Regions from separate parts of the Homo sapiens genome. Here region 1 is linked to region 2. Evidence: read pairs that join two places in POLR2A ChIA-PET (ENCODE). Cell type or tissue: Caco-2. All regions are shown on one strand. Links, peaks and the distances in the headings refer to the core of each region. The heading gives the core; the rest is flanking DNA.

What was found. Peaks named below come from ENCODE experiments on the same cell type or tissue, not always from the same donor. Only the 100,000 strongest peaks of a DNase experiment are listed, where the experiment ranks them.
Region 1: POLR2A ChIA-PET joins it to region 2 with 8 read pairs; 2 of 35 experiments call an interaction of 5 or more read pairs at or near these places.

Annotation. Positions count from the first base shown.
Region 1 is chr19:32,666,982-32,672,359 of GRCh38, forward strand. The region is part of intron 1 of ANKRD27 (ankyrin repeat domain 27); the gene reads right to left. Among named protein-coding and RNA genes, the nearest start is that of ANKRD27, 5.5 kb to the right of the region's middle. In Caco-2, for the core only: no CTCF peak of the experiment used is centred there; a DNase peak (open chromatin) is centred at 3,180.
Region 2 is chr19:32,472,487-32,477,864 of GRCh38, forward strand. It overlaps DPY19L3 (dpy-19 like C-mannosyltransferase 3), which reads left to right. Exons shown (of 19, transcript NM_001172774.2): 17 at 5,036-5,168. Among named protein-coding and RNA genes, the nearest start is that of DPY19L3, 69 kb to the left of the region's middle. In Caco-2, for the core only: no CTCF peak of the experiment used is centred there; no DNase peak of the experiment used is centred there.

The DNA.
Region 1 (5,378 bases), core at 169-5,168, 190 kb after region 2:
TCTGAGCCTCCATCTGGGCCTGCACCACAGAGAATGCTAATACCTGTCTGCAGGACTCTTATGAGGGTCATTTCCATGCCACCTTCACTATCTGTGACATGCAGTACTGCATATCAACATAGCACCAGTTACTGCAAGCTCACATGGGACCTTTGTGAGAATTAGAAACAGGCACCCGACTTCCCAGGGGGCGCAGCTCTGTGCAAGGGCACTAGGCTAGTGAGCAGCTCCTAGGTAACATGCTGCACGGCCCCTGCTGCTGGGCAGTGAACAACCTGCCCACAATGTGAGCACAATTTTGCCCAACAATTACACATAATGGCTCTCTTGCTAGTGTTTGACATTTTCCTTCAATAACTTATTGTCTTTATAAAAATGTATTTTCCTTTCTGTTTTATTTTTGTTTACTTTTGTAGAAATGGAGTCTCGCTGTGTTGCCCAGGGTGGTCTTGAACTCCTGGCTCAACAGGCATATGCCACCATCCTTGGCCTAAAATTTATTTTAAAAAGAAATCTTATTACTACTTTAAATAGAAAAATGGTATCACTTCCAACGAAGAGAAGATCATCTTAAAGTTAAAAATTATAAAGGTAATTACTGTTATTTAAAACCTCATAATCCCAGCACTTTCGGAGGCCGAGGTGGGCGGATCCAGCCTGGCCAACGTGGTGAAACCCCATCTCTATTAAAAATACAAAAATTAGCCGGGCGTGGTGGCACACACTTGTAATCTCAGCTACTCAGGAGGCTGAAGCAGGAGAATCGCTTGAATCCAGGAGATGGAGGTTGCAGTAAGCCGAGATCATGCCATTGCACTCCAGCCTGGGCGACAAGAGTGAAACTCCGTCTCAAAAAAAAAAAAAAAAGTCATTAGATGCTAAGCTTGAGCCTGGGGCCTTCTCTCTTCATTAAAATGAGAAAATCAGCAACTATTTAAAAAGCGTAAAAGTGAATTTATCCTTGATACAATTAAATGAATGAAATATGAAATAGGAGCTACTCTCTCACTATGTAACAGGGATCCAGAATGCTTCCTTGGGAAAACACTATGCATACATAACTGCATGATGAATTCTATTCCTTGGAACTAATGGTAAAAATAGCCACCATTTGGGAGAGTCCTTGTACCAGGCACTGCAATAACTTCTATACATCCTCATCTTTACTTACTTACCTTCATTTATTTATGAGTTGGGGTCTCACTCTACTGACCAGGCTGGAGTACAGTGACACAATCATAGCTCACTGCACCCTCAAACTCCTGGCCTCAAGCAATCCTCCCACCTTAGCCTCCTAAAGTGCCACAATTACGGGTATGAGCCACCTGGCCAAGCCTAAATTTTTTGTTTTGTTTTGTTTTTGGTAGAAACAGTGTCTCACTATGTTGCCCAGGCTGGTCTCAAACTCCTGACCTCAAGTGAGCCTCCTGCCCTGGCCTCCCAATGTGCTGGGGTTACAAGGCATAAGCCACTGTGCCCAGTCTTATCTTCATCTTTTTTTTTTTTTTTTGAGACGGGTCTTGCTCTATCACTCACACTGGAGTACACTGGTACAATCACAGCTCACTACAGCCTTGACCTCCTGGGCTGAGGTGATCCTCCTGCCTCAGCCTCCCAAGTAGTTGGGACTACAGGCATGAGCCACCATGCCTAGCTAATTTTTTTTTTATTCTTTGTAGAGATGGGGTCTCACTAAGTTACTTAAGCAATCCTCCTGTCTCGGACTCCAGGGTGCTGAGATTACAGGCGTGAGCCACCGTGCCCAGCTAATTTTTTAATTTTCAGTACAGATGGGGTCTCGCTACATTGCCCAAGTGATCCTCCTGCCTCAGCTCCCCCTAAGTGCTGGGATTATAAGTGTGAGCCACTGCACCCAGCACTCATCCTATCTTAATGCTCACAATAACTCTAGGCAAGTAGGTATCACTAGCCTGTGTCACAGATGAAGAAACTGAGATGCAGCTGGCTGACTCAAGGATAAATAAGAGCCATTCATTCATTCATTCATTTAGTAGAGATGGTGTCTCGCTATGTGGCCCAGGCTGGTCTCATACTCCTGGCCTCAAGTAATCCTCCCGCCTCAGCCTCTCACAGCGCTGGGATTACAGCGTGAGCAACCATGCCCAGCCTAAGAGTCATATTTTATTTCAACAGAAGAAAAGTCCACAAGACAGACAGCCACACAGGCCCCTCAACTAATTCCCCAGGTCCAGCCAGAACTGTCTTGGCTGCAGGTGCCCTGGGTTCTGCTTGAAAAAGGCCTGTGAGCTCTCCGCCAGTCCTCCTAGGGAGAAGAGACTAACATAAAAATGGTCGCATATAATCCCTGCCTGGGCCCCAGGGGTGCCTCTGCAATAACTCAGCTATTTGAATCATTAAATTCACTTATTACTGGAGCCCAGATAATCCTTTTATGAGTCTCCACCACAATGAGATAATGCAATTTTGCTGGGACAGAGTCACAAGAACACAAAACTCTTTCTAGTTCCTGACATAGTTGGTTCTATGTGGCACATTGCAAAAGTAAAGATGCTCTGGATGAAAGCCATGTGAGAAACAGGATGCAATATGGTCAGACTCAAGCTGGGAAAAGGCGCTCCTTCTGCTTCAGAAAAGATGCTGGAGGAACACCAATACTTCCACCCCGCAAGATGAGGCAACAAGGACAGGCTTCCATGGACGAACTAAAAACAGAGCTGGGAGGTAAGGACCAGAGACAGAAGAAAACAGCAGTGGTCGGGCGTGGTGGCTCACACCTATAATCTGAACACTTTGGGAGGCCAAGGCAGTGGATCACCTGAAGTCAGGAGTTCAAGACCACCCTGGCCAAAATGGTGAAACCCCGTCTCTGCTAAAAATACAAAAATTAGCTGGGCGTGGTGATGGGCACCTGTAGTCCCAGCTACTTGGAGGCTGAGGCAGAAGAATTGCTTGAACCTAAGAAGTGGAGGTTGCAGCGAGCCGAGATGGCGCCACTGCACTCCAGCCTGAGTGACAGGCTGAGATCCCGTCACAAAAAAAAAAAAAAGAAAGAAAATGAAAAAAACGGCAGGGAAGGGGATGAACTAGAGGATGGGAAAGTAGTAAGACTCCAAGCAGAGGCCAGAAAGGGGCAGAACAGCAAGAGACAGGAAGGTCACTGAGTGCCACATCAAAACATGCAGGTCACATGCAAGAACTGTGTAAACACACCACGCCCTTAACAAGCACTGCTGTGCGGACAGGGCCTGCTGTTATCCAGCCCCAAGTCATCTGCTTTATCTTGGACCTCAGTCTTCTTGGTCACTAAAGACTGAATCCTCTGTCCAGGAGTAGGGATTCAAAGAGCTCTGTCCTTTCATCCGTGCTGTCACATGAAAAAAAAAGAAGAAAAAGGACCTCTGTCCGACACTGTTCTCAACCTTTCTGTCCTAGTGTTAAAAATACGTAACATGCAGGGTGCAGTGGCTTGGGAGGCCGAGGCGGGCGGATCACCTGAGGTCAGGAGTTTGAGACCAGCCTGGCCAACATGGCAAAACCCTGTCTCTACTAAAAATACAAAAATTAGCCGGGCATGGTGGCAAACCCCTGTAATCCCAGGTACTCAGGAAGCTGAAGCATAAGAATCACTTCAACCCAGGAGGCGGAGGTTGCAGTGAGCCAAGATCATGACACTGCACTCCAGCCTGGGCAACAGAGGGGGACTCTGTCTCAATAAAAAATAAAAAATGTAAATTAAAATTTAAAAAAGGGCCAGGCACAGTGGCTAGCACCTGTAATCCCAGCACTTTGGAAGGCCGAGGCGGGCTGATCACTTGAGATGGAGTTCAAGACCAGCCTGGCCAACATGGTGAAACCCTGTCTCTACTAAAAATACAAAAATTAGCCAGGCATGGGCACCTATAATCCCAGCCACTAGGGAGGCTGAGGCAGAAGAATCACTTGAACCTGGGAAGTGGAGGTTGCAGTGAGCCAAGATCACACCATTGCACTCCAGTCTGTGTAACGGAGTGAGACTCCATTTCAAAAAATGACAAAAAAAAATCTGTAATATGCCAGGTGCAGTGGCTCACACCTGTAATCTCAGCACTTTGGGAGGCTGAGGCTGACAGATGATTGAGCCCAGGAGTTCAAGACCAGCCTGAGCAACAAAGTGAGACCCTGTCTCTACAGGAAAATCAAAAAATTATCTATGGGTATGGTGGCACACACCCAGCCAGGGGAGGCTGAGGCCAGAGGATCACTTGAGCCCAAGAGGTCAAGGCTGCAATGAGTTATGACTGCACCACTGCACTCTAGCCTAGGCGACAGAGGAAGACCCTGTCTCCAAAAAAAAAAAGTAATAATCTCATATGATCTGGTGCTTAATGCCAGAGTTGAATTCTTACATAAGGGTAAATGCTTAAAAAAACAGTTTTATACCCTGTCAAGTTTACCTGCAAGAATTAGTTTGCTGGCTGGGCACAGTGGCTCACACCTGTAATCCCAGCATTTTGGGAGGCCAAAGCGGGTGGATCACTGGAGGTCAGGAGTTTCAGACCAGCCTGGCCAACATGGTAAAACCCCGTCTCTACTAAAAATACAATTAGCTGGTTGTGGTGGCCCACACCTATAATCCCAGCTACTTGGGAGGCTGAGGCACGAGAATCTCTTGAACCTGGGAGGTGGAGGTTGCAGTGAGCCGAGATCGGGCCACTGCACTCCAGCCTGGGCAACAGAGTGAGACCTATCTCAAAAACAAAACAAACAAAAGAATTAGTTTGCTATTTTAAAATAACATGCAAAGAAAATGGACTTTTTCTTGTAAAACTGGAAAGATAAGTGAATCTTCTTATAAAACTTCTTTTAAAAAATTCCATCCCTGCCTGGGCTCAAATGATGGGAAAATGTACAGAAAATCCAGTTGAGTTAGCTGGAGATACCAAATACCTCTAAATGTGAGTTATCTGCAGTTATTCTATGAACAGGAGAGCCATGTGAGGCCTCAAACTAGTATTTCAGGGAGCAGCGTGCACACTCGTGGTTTTGTGGTCTTCAACCGTCCTGCTAGCCCAGATAAGTCTGGGTGGTCAAGAACCGTCTGGTGACAGCGTGCAGCCCAGCTCAGCAGAATTCAGCATGGGGGAATTCAGCCTCCTTAGAGATGCACTCCCTGCTGAAATCTCACTGCGATGGCCGTTCCCGCCCTTCCGGGGCTCTGACCAAACACTCTGACCAGGAACGCTTCCCAACAGATAAGCAGTATTCTCCATTTGGTCTAATTTATGATTCAGAAGGAAAAGGCGAAAAACGAAAACTTTCTATTCATCTATTTTTCACACCAATGGAAGCAATGTGGTGATGTATGTATGCTGTTACAGTCACTTGTGTCCTCCTGACCTATAACATTTAGAGATCCT
Region 2 (5,378 bases), core at 86-5,085:
TCTCTGCTGATAAGGTTTCCTGGATACAAAGATTAAAAACTTGGATTTTTTTTTTTTTTTTTGCCTTCTGGTGTCTCTTTCAGCAAAAGTCAGGCGGTAGTTTTAAAGGTTTTCTGTGCAATTAGAAAGCACGTTTACCTCAGCAAGGCTGAATGCAACCACAATCTGTGGTTTCTACCTTGTTCCTTTGTGTCCTTGAATGTTTCATTTTTCGTTCCTGAAAATTTTCTTCTGACATTTTGCAAATAAGATAGGCATATCTATATATTTGCATATTTTGAGGGATGACATTTTAGCTACTTCACTTTAGGAGATTTTCACTGGAAATAGTCTCTTTCCAGTAATGAAACCCGTGTGTGCAGTATTTTCTCAATGGGTCTGAAAAAATGGACCAACTTTCTTTCACATTTAACCAAAGCAGAAAGTTCGTGTATATTTTAAATATGATGTAGGCTAAGTTCAGACCTTAAATGCCTATAAGCCTCTTTTCTATTTAATGAATCATTTTGTAGTATTTGCATAATTCTATAAATTTTTGAAGTGTAGATAAAGCAAATGTTCACACATTATATTATAATGCTCAGTTTCCCCATTAGTTCAACAGCAATTAACTTGTTGAAGCTTAGAGCTTCAAAAATAAATGAGATTATTTGTTCAAAATGCCATCAGGTCTTCCTGGAATGACATTTAAATTATATAATGTAAATCCATTTGACCTGTGAGTCCTTGTCATTATTTAGTGACATTTCTTACAGAACAAATTGTGTGCAGGTTGGGCAGCCTGCTATGGAGCTTGGCAGAGAGCTATAAAAACAAATTATCCTTTCATTTTATACATCATTTGTTCAAACATTTGTAAAAATTGCTTTGTTTTTCTATAATAGAGAAATGTCATTCAGTGGTTAAAAGCACATTAGCTATTTTAGATACAGACCACAGACTGTATCAGGCAAGAGTGTCTGTGAAGGAAGAGCACCCAGCATTATGTCCATCACTGTGCATGTTTTCAGCTAAGGACAACGGATCCCTTCTCCCTTTGCCTGCTAAATTTACCACAAAATAGAAAGGACAGTGAATATAAGTATCTTTTTAAGTTTAGAAATGTGTGATTGTTTGTTTCTCATTTTGTTCCACTTTGCTTGTAGCTTTTCCTTTGGCATTTGCCTTACGGGTAGAGTGAAGTATTGGAAGTAGCAGTGATATTTCCCAGGTTTACCACGGAGCTGGCGTATGAGACAAAGCCACATGGCATGGAGGGAAGAAGCATCATCCCTACTGTCCTCAGAAGTCAGTCATTTTCAAATAAGTGTTATTTTTGGTTTTATTTTATTTATTTTTTGAGATGGAATCTCTGTCGCCCAGGCTGTAGTGCAGTGGCGTGATCTCGGCTCACTGCAACCTTCACCTCGTGGGTTCAAGCGATTCTCCTGCCTCAGCCTCCCAGGTAGTGGGACTACAGGCAGGCGCCACCACACCTGGCTAATTTGTGTATTTTTGGTAGAGATGGAGTTTCACCATGTTGGCCAGGCTGGTCTCGAACTCCTGACCTCAAGCAATCTACCCACCTCAGCCTCCCAAAGTGTTGAGATTACAGGCGTGAGCCACTGCACCCAGCCAGAAGTATTATTTTTAATTCATCTTATAGGCATGAGGATATATGTATTTTACTGCTTTAAAATAAAGCCAAGTCCTCAGTGAAAGAGTATGTTAACAATCCAGATGATTGTGGCACTAACACATTAAATAGATTACACTTCTTTTAAACTTTCTGACTTTTTGCTAATAAGGCCAGACATTAAGACAGTCACAACTTAATGAGCTTCATTCCATTTTTTCTTTCATTCCCCTGAGCAGCCATGTGTCACTCGCTCTGCTGGTGATGGCCCTGCTGCTGCCTTGGGGCTGCACCTGCTAGGGGCCGGGGATGGGAGCCACTCAAGAGCTCTTAGAGCCTGCTGAGGAGAGAGCATCTTCAGTGACTGCTGTTTCATTTCCAGCTTAGCTGAAGGCTTGCAGTAAGCATTAGTAAATACGTGATACACTAGGCTCACTACAGCACTGGGTTATTTTGAAGTGTTTGTCTGTAATGGGAGCTGTTAAGTAAGCTTTTTTCTTTTTTTTTGAGTTGGAGTTTTGCTCTGTTGCCCAGGCTGGAGTGCAGTGGCACGATCTTGGCTCACTGCAACTTATGCCTCCCGGGTTCAAGTGATTCTCCCTCCTCAGCCTCCTGAGTAGCTGGCATTACAGGCACCCACCACCACGCCTGGCTAAGTTTTGTATTTTTAGTAGAGACAGGTTTCACCATATTGGCCAGGCTGGTCTCAGGCTCCTGACCTCAAGTGATCTCCCCACCTGGCCGTCCAAAGTGCTGGGATTACAGACATGAGCCACCACACCTGGTCTAAGTAAGCTTCTTGAAGACAGGTTGTCATACCATGTTTGCCAGCCCAGCACGTAATAGACCCTCAGCAATATTTTTTGAATAAAGAACGTTATAACTCCCTAGAGGGCAGTTTAGGACTTTGGGCATTTAAGCCTTTGTGAACTCTGTAATTCATCCAAGGGCTATGATTATAGTCCAGGAGGCAGGCTGAAACCTTAATCATTAGCTGTGGCTGGATAACAAGGCCTGTCATCTCTGCTGTAATTATAAACTGCATGCTACTATAGCTTTGTGCATCTTCTTGGTGCTGAAGCTGCACAGAGATTCCTATTATACATTCAAAACGGTGATGGTGAGATAGTCTTGTGATTGGAATGGATGTTGGAAGCTCAGCTGCCGGGTTCGTCTTTTGTGTAGAAGGCCAGCTTGGCACTGTTCAGGCAGTGAGACTACAAACCAGGATCATTCGCCTCTGATAGCTCTCGCCTCCACCTCCTGCTCTGCCAGGCGTGGAAACCAGACTCATCATGTTCTCTCTGCATCCTAAATCTGTCTAGTTCAGAGGACCAAAGACAGCCACTTTTTGGCATGGGTGTGTCAAGTTATCGTATCGTTGATTGCTGTGGAATGGCTCATGCCAGTTGAGAGTATTCAAAGGAAAGAAGCCTGGCTTGGAAAAATGGTGGCACTTTAAAAAACTAATATTTGTTCATACTTGTTTCCTTTAGCAATTACACTCTAGGTAAGGGTAGCACAGTACACAAGGCCCAGAGTAAGTGTTTAGTAAGTGTCAGTTGAATTAAACTGAATTTCAGTAAAACCTTTCACTAAGGAATTCTGTGCACCTTCACGTTTTCATTGAAACCCTCTTATTCCTCTGACCATGTGGGACAGAATGTGAGAGAGTCCCTGTAAATTGTTGATACGGGGAACAGAGCTAACATCTATTTGTTCTTGTTCCTGGGTCTGTCAGAATGACAAGCTCTCAAGTGCAGCCAAGCTCATGTGAAACTTTTTTCCTGCTGGAATCTGCATTCTAGACTCTGGCATGGGAGAGGGGATGCATATTATGTGTCATTATGTATGCTCATTGTCATTCCAGCCACTTTTTTTCCTCACTTAAGAACGCTTATTGGAATGCAAGTGAATGAGAGTGTCATTGTTAGAAAGAAAATCTTGAATTTTTCAAAAGTAAACTATTTGTAAATGTCACAACTTGAATTGTGGGATGTCTTGCTTGTAGACATCCAAGGCCTCTGTTGGATGGCATTCACGCTGGAGTCTTAGCGCTGAGTTGGAATAAATAAAACATCCTGGTGGGATGTATGAATGTGATGAGGCTTCTCTTAGAAACCGCAGCACCAGAGCTAGTTGCGTGCCCTGCTCCAAAACCATGGAGAACAGCCTGCCATGGCTTTTTCTGCAGAGGATGTTGAATTTTAATGATTTTAAATAAACTCCTCATAACCATCTTCCTCATTTTAGTTCAGTCCAGCAGGCACAGACTCCTCTCAATGCAAGAAGGATAAACGCAGCCCGCAGTGTCCTCAGTGGGCCTCTGTGGGAAATTCTGCACTCAGGAGAATCCCCAGAAGAGAGCTCTTAGGGCCTCCTGAGAAATTAACTCCTTGACCGCTTACAAGTGACTCTCAGGTTTCCAAAAAAAAAAAAAAAAAAAAGAGGAAAGGAATTAAATCAGCTACTAAGATTCCTTTTTTCCAGGGAGGAAAAAGGAAAAATGCTTTTCCTATATTCTGGGAGTCTTTTCTTGGTCCCTAGTCCCTGCCCCTCACACCCCTGGAAGACAGAAAATCGTAGCGTGGTGGGAACTGGAAAGTGAGTTTGTGCCTTAGTATTAGGGTGCCCCGTGTTCCTTAAACTGCATATAGTTTCTCATAATCAGGACCAAAGGTATATGTAAAATAATTGCGTTTTCACATCAGAAGTATTTGTGTATCCCCCATATTAAGTAATAAGATATTGGCTATTTCAGAATCTTGTTTCCATGTTTTGTTGTTGTTGTTGTTGTTAATTCTGTTTTTATTTATGGTGGTATCTGTGATTTTTTTCCTTATTGCTTTTTTAAGCAAAAACCCTTGGAACTGACTCATGATCACCTGCAGTTTCTGGCTTGATGATTTGTTACATGTTGCTCTAGGTAGCTCTTTTGTTAAGTTCAATACGCAAAGCAGTGGCAGTCTTTTAGGTTATTTTTGTTAGACTCTGCCCCTCTGGAACAATAGCAGGAGAGGATTGTGGGTCTTGGCCTAGAAGCCTGGACTCAAGAGCTACACTGCCTGCCTTCTAAGACAATTCCTTATAAAAGTAAACCTAGCAAAACAGTAAGAAGTTTCCCCACCGTTATTCTGGTGAACAGTCAAAATCATACAAAACATTGTTGTAAAAAACATGGGGCTGGTGCAAAAGTAACTGAGGTTTTTGCCATTGAAAGTAATGGCAAAAACCGCAATTACTTTTGCACTCAATAGTTTGAGTACAAATCAAAACCGAAGCAAACTCCCGTTTTTTTTCCCTGACTCGTAACACTTGGTAACATAGCTGGATTCTTCTGAAAAAGTTTGATATTGTCTTCTTTGTTGTCTTTAAGGATCTCTTAACAGTGGGGTTAATTCAGACTCTAAAATCTTTCAGCTCTAACACTCCAAGAAAGGCTGTGTTTGCGGGAAGCATGCAGTTGCTGGCCGGAGTCAAGCTGTGCACGGGAAGGACCCTAACCAACCACCCGCACTATGAAGACAGCAGCCTGAGAGAGCGGACCAGAGCGGTGAGGCTCCCCAGTGCCTCCCCTCGCTTCTTGTGGGCCAGCTATGGGCTGCGTGTCCCTATGTGTGGTAAAGATGGGGCTGAATGCTGCACCCTCCAGCATTAGGTTAGGAGGATGAATTAGTCTGTTTTCACGCTACTGATAAAGGCATACCTGACACTGGGCAATTTACAGAAGAAAGAGAGGTTTAATTGACTTACAGTTCCACAT